Linked DNA regions of Homo sapiens: region 1 is linked to region 2. Evidence: read pairs that join two places in POLR2A ChIA-PET (ENCODE). Cell type or tissue: CD4-positive, alpha-beta T cell. All regions are shown on one strand. Region 1 overlaps MCUR1 (mitochondrial calcium uniporter regulator 1). Region 2 overlaps RANBP9 (RAN binding protein 9).

Region 1 (5,000 bases), 110 kb before region 2:
CGAGCTCCCTGACACATGGGGCAGTCCAGTAGAGTTCTGGGGCAGGTGAGGTGGTCCTTAGGAGGTCCCCTGGAGAAGTGCTTTCATTCCTTCACTCCCACTGTTTCTCAGGCTAGGTCTCTTCTGTGTTGGGCAGACATCCTGGGTCTCTTCTCATGGAGGCCAGTTTTAGTCTCAGGACTGGAAATAAACTAAAAAAGAGGTACCAGATTTAAGTGAGCTCGTTTATGTGAAAAGGGAAGAACTGAGGAGAAAGGAATTCATCTCAAATTTTCCCTCTAGACAGTTTCATAATCCAGATTGTAGAAGTCATTACAGTTCAATTACCAAAAAAAAAAAATTATTCCTAGCCTGCTGTATGCCAGGCCCCTTGCCAGATGCTAAAGATAAAAAATGAGCAAGACTGGCTGCTCCTGGGCAGCTTGGACAAATAGATGATACAGATGAGGAAATAATGTAGTAAGTGCTACGATGAGCTATCTGTACTGAGCTGAGAACACAGGTATGGGCTCAATAAAGGTTGCTCCCTTAGCTGGGTGGAGGAAGCAGAGAGAACCATAAAGTGTAAAAAAGAAAATGCCACACCTGGAACATAATGTATACTCAGTAAATTGGCAATTTAATGAAGAAGGGTAAAAAGAATGCTTAAAGTTTAACGATTGGGAAAGGGGAGCAAGCCATGCTTAAGCATGCAATTGCAGGAAATAGAATAGCTTAGGTTGCTAGAAAGAAAGCTGAAAGGATAAGCGTGGTCATAAATAGCAAGGGCTTTGTATGCCAGGTCAAGGACCTCCTGTCATAGCACAGTGGTTCTTTGAATCTCAGGGCCCAGTTTTACCAACAAACACAAACACACATAAGTCATTGCACTTTATATTGTGTCAGTCTGCAAATGGTTCTTGATACAGATATGGATTATTGCATCTCTTGCACTCATCTGGATGCTTACAGTGACCACAGCTACCCTCCCCTTCCCAAGCTGTGAGTAGGCTGGGAACAACTCCCATAGGCTGCAGCAAAGCGTCACATTTGTAGGGTTCAGTCCATTTTTTTGTTTTGTTTACTCTCGATTTCATTATAGGGTAATCGGGGTGAAGGACTGAGAGTGGAAGCTGATCAGCTGGAGCATCTTTCTGGTCATTCAGAGGCCTGCTGGGGAAACCTTTGACCTTTGAGTTGGCAGGTGACCCTTCTTGCTCCTACCAGACTTCTACAACACCAGACCTCAGACTGGTGCCAGTTAACGGCAAAATTAGAAAAGTAATGACAAATATGTAGCAAGATTTTCATATACTAAGTTGATTAAATGGAAGTTCTTTTGATTGTTCATCTTTTTTTTTCTTTTGGTGTCATAATGTCTTTTTTAGTACAATATTTAATAGTAGTAGTAAGCAGCTATATTTAAAAGTTCTTTCATGACACAATTAAAAATTGGCAACTCAAATATTGTTTATTTATTTTTAATTAATTTTTTTTTTTGAGATGAAGTCTCGCTGTGTCACCTAGGCTGTAGTGCAGTGGTGCGATCTTGGCTCACTGCAACCTCCGCCTCCCAGGTTCAAGCAATTCTCTTGCCTCAGCCTCCCGAGTAGCTGGGATTACAGGTGCCTGCCACCACGCATGGCTAATTTTTGTATTTTTAGTAGATACGGGGTTTCACCATCTTGGCCAGGCTGATCGTGAATGCCTGACCTCATGATCCATCTGCCTCGGCCTCCCAAAGTGCTGGGATTACAGGCGTGAGCCACCACGCCCGGCCTTTAAATATTTTTTTTTTCGATACAGGATCTTGCTTTGTCACCCAGGCTGGAGTGCAGTGGTGCAATCATAGCTCACTGCAGCCTCAAACTCCTGGGCTCAAGCCATCCTCCTGCCTCAGCCTCCCAAGTAGCTGGGAGTAGCTGGGAATACAGGCACACACCACCACACTCGGCTAATTTTTTTTTTTTTTTTTGAGAGGAGGTCTTGCAGTGTTGCCCAGGTTGGTCTCGAATACCTGGCCTCAAGTGATCTTCCCACCTTGGCCTCTCAAAGTATTGGAATTACAACCATGAACTAGTTCACCTGACCCAATTAAAAAAAAAAAGATTTTAGCAGTTCATAAAATCCAAAAGCCAACTGTACCATATACTATACCACCTCCCTCAGATGAGTACCTTGAAACAAGAAGTTTACAGAATGGATTGGATCTGTGGCTAAATGCACAAAAACTTATAGAAAAGGTAATGTAAAAATTGTTAGAACATAGCTCTCTAAAGATAGGCTTTTGCAAAGACATTACAAGAAAAGAATGCTATTGACCGATATCTCTTATGATTAAAGATGAGAAAATCCTTAACAAAATACTAGCAAGCCAAATCCAGCAACTTATAAAAAGTACAATGTACTTAAAGTATAATGTACTTTAAAGTATAATGTTCCTAAATAAATGGAAAGACATCCATGTTCATTGATCTGAATACTTAATATTAAGGTGGCAGTACTTTTCAAACTGATCTACAAATGTAACACATCCCTATCAAAATCCCAAGTGGTTTTCTTGTAGAAATTGACACACAGATCCTAAAATTCATAGGGAAATACAAGAAAACAAGAATAGCTAAACAATCTTGGCAAACAACAGAGTTTATAACCCACACCTTGGGAGGCTGAGGTCGAGTCTGTAGTGAGCTATGCTTGCACCACTGCATTCCATCCTGGGCAATAGAGCGAGACCCTGTCTTAAAAAAACGTCAAGAGCAACAACAAAAAAAACACTTTCTGATGTCAAACTTAAAACAAACTTAAAAGTAATCAAGAAAGTGTGGCACTGGCGTAAGGACAAACACATAGATCAATGCATTAGAATGGAGAGCCCAGACACAAGGCCTCATGCTTACAGCCCACTGATTTTCAACAAGAGTGACAAGACATTTCAGTGGAGGGAATGGTGCTGGGACAACTAGATATCTACATGGAGAAGAATGAAGCTGAACCCACTACCACACACCATTTAAAACACTAATCCAAAATGAGGAAAAGACCTCAATGTAAGAGCTAAAACTATAAAACTCTTAGAAGACATGGGTGTAAATTTTCATGTACTTGGATTACCTAGTGGTTTCTTAGGTATGTTATCAAAAGCACAAGCAACAAAAGAAAAAAGCACAGGCAACAAAAGAAAAAACAGATCAATTGGACTTCATCAAAAGTAAACTTCTGTGCTTCAAAAGACAGTATCGAAAAGTGAAAAGACAACCGACAGAATGGGAGAAAATATTTTCAAATCATAATCAGATAAGGAGCTTGTATCTAGAATATATGAAGAACTCTTACAGCTCAGTAATAGAAAGACAACCCTATTAAAAATGGGCAAAGGACTTTGCCTTAGTCTGTTTTGTGCTGCTATAAGGAGATACCACAGACTGGTACTTTATAAAGAAAAGAGACACATTTCTTGCAATTCTGGAGGCTAGGAAGTTCAAGATTGAGGGGACCACATCTGGTCAGGCCCTTCGTGCTGCTTCATAACATGGCAGAAGGCAGAACAGCACACGTGTCGGGGAAGGGGTGGCAAACTCATTCTTTTATCAGAAACCTACCCCCAGGATAGCAGCATTAATCCATTCATGAACAGAGCCCTCCTGATAGCCTAGTCATCATCCCTTAAAGGACCCACCTCTCAACACTGTTGCTTTGGGGATTAAGTTTTCAACACATAAACTTTGGGAAACACGTTCAAACCATAGCTGACTTGAATACACATTTCTCCAAAGAAGATATCCAAATGGCCAACAAGCCCATAAAAAATGCTCAGCATCATTAGTCATCAGGGAAATGCTGATTAAAACCACAGTGAGATACCACTTTACGCCCAATAGGATGACTATAATTTTTTAAAAACCCAGATAATAGCAAGGGTTGGTGAGGATGTGGAGAAATTGAGACCCTCGTGCGCTGCTAGAAGGAGTGTAAAATGGTATAGCTGCTTTGGAAAACAGTCTGGCAGTTGCTAAAACAAACATGGAGTTATCATATGATCCAGCAATTCTACTCCTAAGTATATTCTGAAGATCATTGAAAACAACGTCCATGTAATTCGTAATCGCTAAGAAGTAGAAACAGCTCAAGCATCCTTCAACTAGTAAATGGATACACAAAATTTACTGTAGCTATACAATGGAGGAGTATTCAGCAATACAAAGAAATAAAAGTACTGACGTGCTACAACACGGATGACCCTTGAAAACATGCTAAGTGAAAGAAGCCAGTCACAAAAGACTATATATATTATATGATTCCATTTCTATGAAATCTTCAGAGTAGGTAAACAAAAGAGACAGCAAATAGACCAGTGCTTGTCCTGGGTATGGTTGGGGGCAGTTGAGAAGGGCTGGGGGAATTGGAAGGTGACAGCTAAGGGGTACAATTTGTCTTGACAGTGATGAAAGTATTCTAAATTTGATTGTGGGATGGTAGCACAACTCTATGCCAAAACCTATTGAACTGTATGCTTGAAATTGGGTGAATTGTATATCTCAACGAAGCTGTTATAAAGTACCACGAAGGCTTTGGGGTATGCCTTATTTTCTCTGGGTGCTGAGTTGCTTTTGTTTTGCATGAAGTCTGTTTTGAGCTTACTGTCCTTTCCACCCTAGAGCTAAGCTTGTCTGCTGGATCCCTGCAGCTGGAGCGCAAAAGGAGAGATTTCACCTCTTCTGGGAGCAGGAAACTCTACTTCGACACTCATGCCTTAGTGTGCTTACTGGAAGACAATGGTAATCCTCTGTCATTCGTCATTTAGTGCCTTAGAAAAACACTTTAAATTATGACTTCTCTTATGGTTTCATTTAATTTCTCATGTTCCTCTTTGACTTCTATTTTTTATTTGTGTTTAATTAATTAATTTATTTAGAGACAGGCTCTGGCTCTGTCACCCAGGCTGGATTGCAGTGGCGCAGTCTTGGTTCACTGTAACCTGCCTCCCAGGCTCAAGCCATCCTCCCACCTCAGCCTCCCGA
Region 2 (5,000 bases):
TGCTCAGGCTGGAGTGTAGTGGCGCTGTCAGGCCCTTGCAACTTCTGCCTCCCAAGTTCAAGCGATTCTTGTGCCTCAGCCTCCTGAGTAGCTGGGATTACAGGCGCACACTACCATGCCAGGCTAATTTTTGTATTTTTAGTACAGACAGGGTTTCACCATGTTGGCCAAGCTGGTCTTGAACTCCTGACCTCAAGTGATCGCCCGCCTCAGCCTCCCAAAGTGCTGGAATTACAGGCATGAGCCACCACGCCCGGCTCAAAGGAAATGCCCAATGAAACATTTTAGATTTTGGATTTTTGGATTTAGGATGCTCAACTGGTAAGTATGCACAAATATTGTAAAATCTGAAAAAAATCTAAAACACTTCTGGTCCCAAGCATGTCAGATAAGGGATACTCAACTTGGACTGGTCTCATTTAAGAAATAATATGAAACCTTATAATCTTGCATTTAAACTTTTCCTTATACCTTTTACATCTAATTTAAATTTTAATTTAAACATGAAACAAATCTTTTTAGTTTTAATATTTACAGAATTTATCTGCAATTAGTGAATCCTAACAAATATAATGGATCCTTGAAGATTTATAACTGGTACTTTATAGTAATTTTTGCATAATGGAAAAATGTATGGGATTTTAATTCATGCATGGATCTAATATATGTTTCTACCAATTTGGGGCTGGGTATATAATGTGTAAACATTTTATTTTTTTTTCTGTAGGCCCATGACAGATTACAGATTTCTTCATTTCAAAAAGTGAGGTTAAATAATACCTATTTCGTAAATGTTGAAAGAGAAAAATCCATACAAAAGCACCCAACTCTTTGAGAGACTGTTTACTTTCAAATATTGGTTTCTTTCTCTTTTCCCGTAGAAGTAGTCAGAATAGGACATGGGGATATGTGAAGTGATCCCCGAATGTTCATTGTAACTAAATCCTTCATGTGGGTTCAGAGCTCACACTAGATCAGGTTTCTTGAATTTAAATCCCAGCACAAATCCTGGTTTGGAATTCGCTTTTAGCAGTATGACTTTGGGCGAGTTTCATTATCTTCCCTTGGATTCCTCAACTGTGAAATGATAATAGATAGTACCTACCTCATGGGGTTGTTTTGGATATTAAATGAGTTAATAAACTTAATGCTCTTAGAGCAGTGCCTTTCACACGGTATTAAATATATGTAACTATTATTTGTTATTAAGAATACTTTGGGATTACTTTATCACTAAAAGTTTGGGTCACTCCCCTTAAAAAATCAGTGGATTTAGAACTGCAGTTAGATTTTGTTTAGATAGTTTTCTATAGATTTATTTGTAACAATCTAATTTTTAAATATGTAGTTTCCATGGCCTTTTCTCAGGTAACTTAATTATTTGAACATATTTTGACTGAAAAATGTGTTTTACTGCCACCATAATTAAATTTTATTAAAAAGTGACTAGTGCACAGACTTGTGCAATTGTTTCTTTTCTGCTGCTTAGCTCAGTGTAAATCTATTACCTGCATCATATGTTGAAGTAGTTTTGATGCATGTAAATACTGTTGCTTCCATTTTTGTCTTGCCTAGCCAAGCTTGTTGACTCCTTATGGTCACCAGGCTAAAAGAACTTCTGCCCATAACCCAAGTTTTCATGGTAATGGAAGGAGTGGCAGAATTCATTCCATTTTTTTGTGGGGGGAGTGGGGGGTGTGAACATGTACTAATTTGCATTGCAAGTGTAAACTTAAGTGTTTAATAGTAATAAGGCATGTGTTGGAAATTTGATAAATTTGGTCAAGTGTGTGGTAAGGGAGGATATGATCTCATTCATGTGTGATGATTGTATATCTTAAGATACAATTTTTGACTTACAAGAAGGTATTTAGTTTTAAAACAATCATAAATTTAAGGAGAATTCTGCTACCCATGAAGATAATTTTATAGTATGACTGAAAGATTAATGCGAAGTTTGTATTGCGTGGAGCATATTTAACTAGAACACCCCAATAATGATTTAGAGTATTGTTTCTCATGCAGTCCTTTTGGGGATATGGAGACTTGTCTCACTCATACTCTATGAGTACTTTCTGACATGCTACTTCAACTTCTTTCTTTATTCTTCCATGGTTTTGTGGACATATTTTCTCTTAATATTGTCTACATGCTAGCTTTCAAGGTAATTTGTGTCTTGGGCGAGAGGTAGGGGAAGTGATTGTGAGTTTAGCAAACCCTGTGGGATTAGAATTGAGGAATAGCTGGTTTAAAAAGTTTGAAAGCCATTATCTAAAAGATTTTCTAAAGTGTCAGCAGTGGCATGGTGTTACTTCTGTTGTTTAAAAAGAAAAAAATACGTTTAGAAATTAGATGTATTTCTCAATAAGCTATTATTGGCCCAAGAGATTTTATGAATCAGCTTTAATTAATAAGACTATACCAAAGAACAAAACTGTAAATTCTTAAGAAAGCTGTTTTGCCAATTCAATCTAATTGTGTAAGATTTCACTTAGAAATATACAATACAGATGCTTCTGGTTTAAAGAGCCAGGACTTTGGCAAGAGTGTACAGAAATTATATAAGTTATATGCAAATTTAGACCTGATAAAATTGAGATCTTTCTCTCATGTTCTTCATACAGCCTTTTTCCTCTTAAAAATATAGTGTACTCTATAATGTCTTTTATTTAATTTGCATAAAAGGCTGCTAGGTTCAATTTCCATATTTGGATTCTGCAATCTTAATAAAACTAGTAATAGTGTGAAGAGTTCTGTGGTTAACTTGGGCTATTTTGCATATTGGGTTCATGGTGATGATAAACGTTTTATTGAGTATTTGAACTGATAGGAGCAGAAATAATACATCATTCCAAAAACCTATATGTTCCTGAATTGTTTAAGGTTTTCATCTTTCAGTGAATATCTCATGTGACTTCTTTTTTCCTTCCTGTTTCTATGCAGGTCATGGCAAAACCCCAAAAGATGCCGCGTCAGTTCGAGCCACGCATCCAATACCAGCAGCCTGTGGGATTTATTATTTTGAAGTAAAAATTGTCAGTAAGGGAAGAGATGGGTAAGTAAATTTTGGTGAGAAAAATCGTTTGCTAGTTTTTTTGTTTTGGTTCATAATGTTTATGATGTAATTGGAAAGTTGGAATCCTGGAAATTTTGCTAATTGGAAAAGTGGAATCTGAATATTTCAGTATAACAGATTGGATCTGGTTATGCTTAAATACTAGCTGAAGTTAAAGCTTGAGTTGGTGATATTAACTAAGCTTTTCTGGTAGGTTTATTATTAAAATGGAGAATTTGGAATTAAGGAATGAAGGGATGGTGACTCATTTTCCATGACTTTTCTTACACTGCTTTTTCGTGAATTCTGCTAAGAAGTTAAATCCTCTCAAACTAGTAATCATAGTCAGTTGGTGATTCATAGGTATTTTACAGATGTTGGACTTAGAATTTTAGGTTTCAGCTGGGAAATGTGTATTTGTATGCTCTCAACTAGAGGAGATTTTCAAGGTTTAGGATGTGGTTTAGAAATTTCCAAATGAGAATTCCATGGTAGGGCCTGGAACCAAATTTTATATCATTGCTTTTCAGCTTGGGATTGGTGTGTGGTTTGTATGGGTATCAGAATTCACTTATGAGACTATTAAAAATATAGTAATTTTTGGGCCTTACCCCAAAAGTTCCTAAATTAGGATTTTCAGAAGTAGAGCTTTGGGCAAGATAGGCATTTTGAGAAAGCTCCACACTGAATTTTGGTGCCTATCCCTGGTTAAGCACTAATTACCTAGAATCATTGGATCTATCCTATAGTATTTCCTGATAACTTTATTGCATATCAGAGGTCTCTTAAAGCAGTCATAGGGTCTTTAGTTGAGTTACCAAGACAAAGCTTATTGAGCTGTGTGGATAAGTTGCCCTGTGAGGTCAGTCAGATGGACCTCAAATCAAACCCCTCTTAGTGGTCCTCCTGTGTTTAATTAACCAAATAAGTGTATTCAGTAGATTACTCCTTTATCGGCTGAATATTCTCGATGTCAACAGTATGAGCAACAGAAAATAAAAACTTGGAATTCAGTGACAGCTTTTTATGTAACTGCCTCAGTTTTCTTAGGGTAATCAAGCCAAAGAGAAAATCAGAGATGCCAAGGATAGAGTGGTTGAGAGAGGCCCATATTGAAATAGGCACACGATTGTCACCATTTCTCACTTTACAAGCTGTATAATCAGTAAGCTGATTCTTTTTATACTTCAAATTATATGAACTTGACCTCATATTTGGCTGCAAATACCCTGATGATTCTCAAATCTAATGCTACATCTTAGCTTATTCCCTCGAGCTCCAGACAATGTGTCTAACCAAATGTTTGCATTTGAATGTCCCACAGGCATTTAAATTTAGCTTGTTTAAAATCTTTTTCTGAAAAAAAAAAAAAAAAAAAAAAAACATTTGGTTGGTGGTTTCACTATTGCTAGAAACTTGAGAATTTCCTGCTTTTAACTTTTCTGTTCATCTCTACTGCCTCTCCCTTTGTCAGATCTCAATTATTTATCTGCTGAATTACTCTCAGATAGTTGGTTGATGGGTCTCCAGTTGCTGCCTGTTTTGCTCTTATTCTAGTCTATAACTGTTGTCAGGGTTCTTAGTAATAAAAAACTGAGTTGCCTCTACCCGTTTTTTGAGATATCTGTTGCTTCAAGGATAAAATGTAGAGCTTCTTAACAGGACCCCTCAGATCTGACTAGCTCTTGGGTCATTTTTCAGTCTCTTTGTAGCCAGGATACCTTACCCTTTTTCTTTTGTTTTTAAAATTAGGTATATTTTACACATAGTAAACTTTATTCTTTTTAGTGTACTGTTCTGTGAGTTTTGACAAACATGTATAGTCATATAACCAGCATCGCAGTTGATATGGGAGACTCCCCTTATCTGTGGGGGATACATTGCAAGACCCTTTGTGGATGCTTGAAACTGCAGATAGTACTGAACTCTATATATACTATGTTTT

Evidence for each region. ChIA-PET counts read pairs that join two places held together with the same protein. Peaks named below come from ENCODE experiments on the same cell type or tissue, not always from the same donor. Only the 100,000 strongest peaks of a DNase experiment are listed, where the experiment ranks them.
Region 1: POLR2A ChIA-PET joins it to region 2 with 13 read pairs; 8 of 35 experiments call an interaction of 5 or more read pairs at or near these places.

The regions. Positions count from the first base shown.
Region 1 is chr6:13,806,682-13,811,681 of GRCh38, reverse strand. It overlaps MCUR1 (mitochondrial calcium uniporter regulator 1), which reads left to right. Exons shown (of 9, transcript NM_001031713.4): 2 at 4,638-4,757. Among named protein-coding and RNA genes, the nearest start is that of MCUR1, 5.4 kb to the left of the region's middle. In CD4-positive, alpha-beta T cell, no CTCF peak of the experiment used is centred here; no DNase peak of the experiment used is centred here.
Region 2 is chr6:13,694,840-13,699,839 of GRCh38, reverse strand. RANBP9 (RAN binding protein 9) reads left to right here. Exons shown (of 14, transcript NM_005493.3): 2 at 2,944-3,055. Among named protein-coding and RNA genes, the nearest start is that of RANBP9, 14 kb to the left of the region's middle. In CD4-positive, alpha-beta T cell, no CTCF peak of the experiment used is centred here; no DNase peak of the experiment used is centred here; H3K27ac peaks cover 2,529 bases.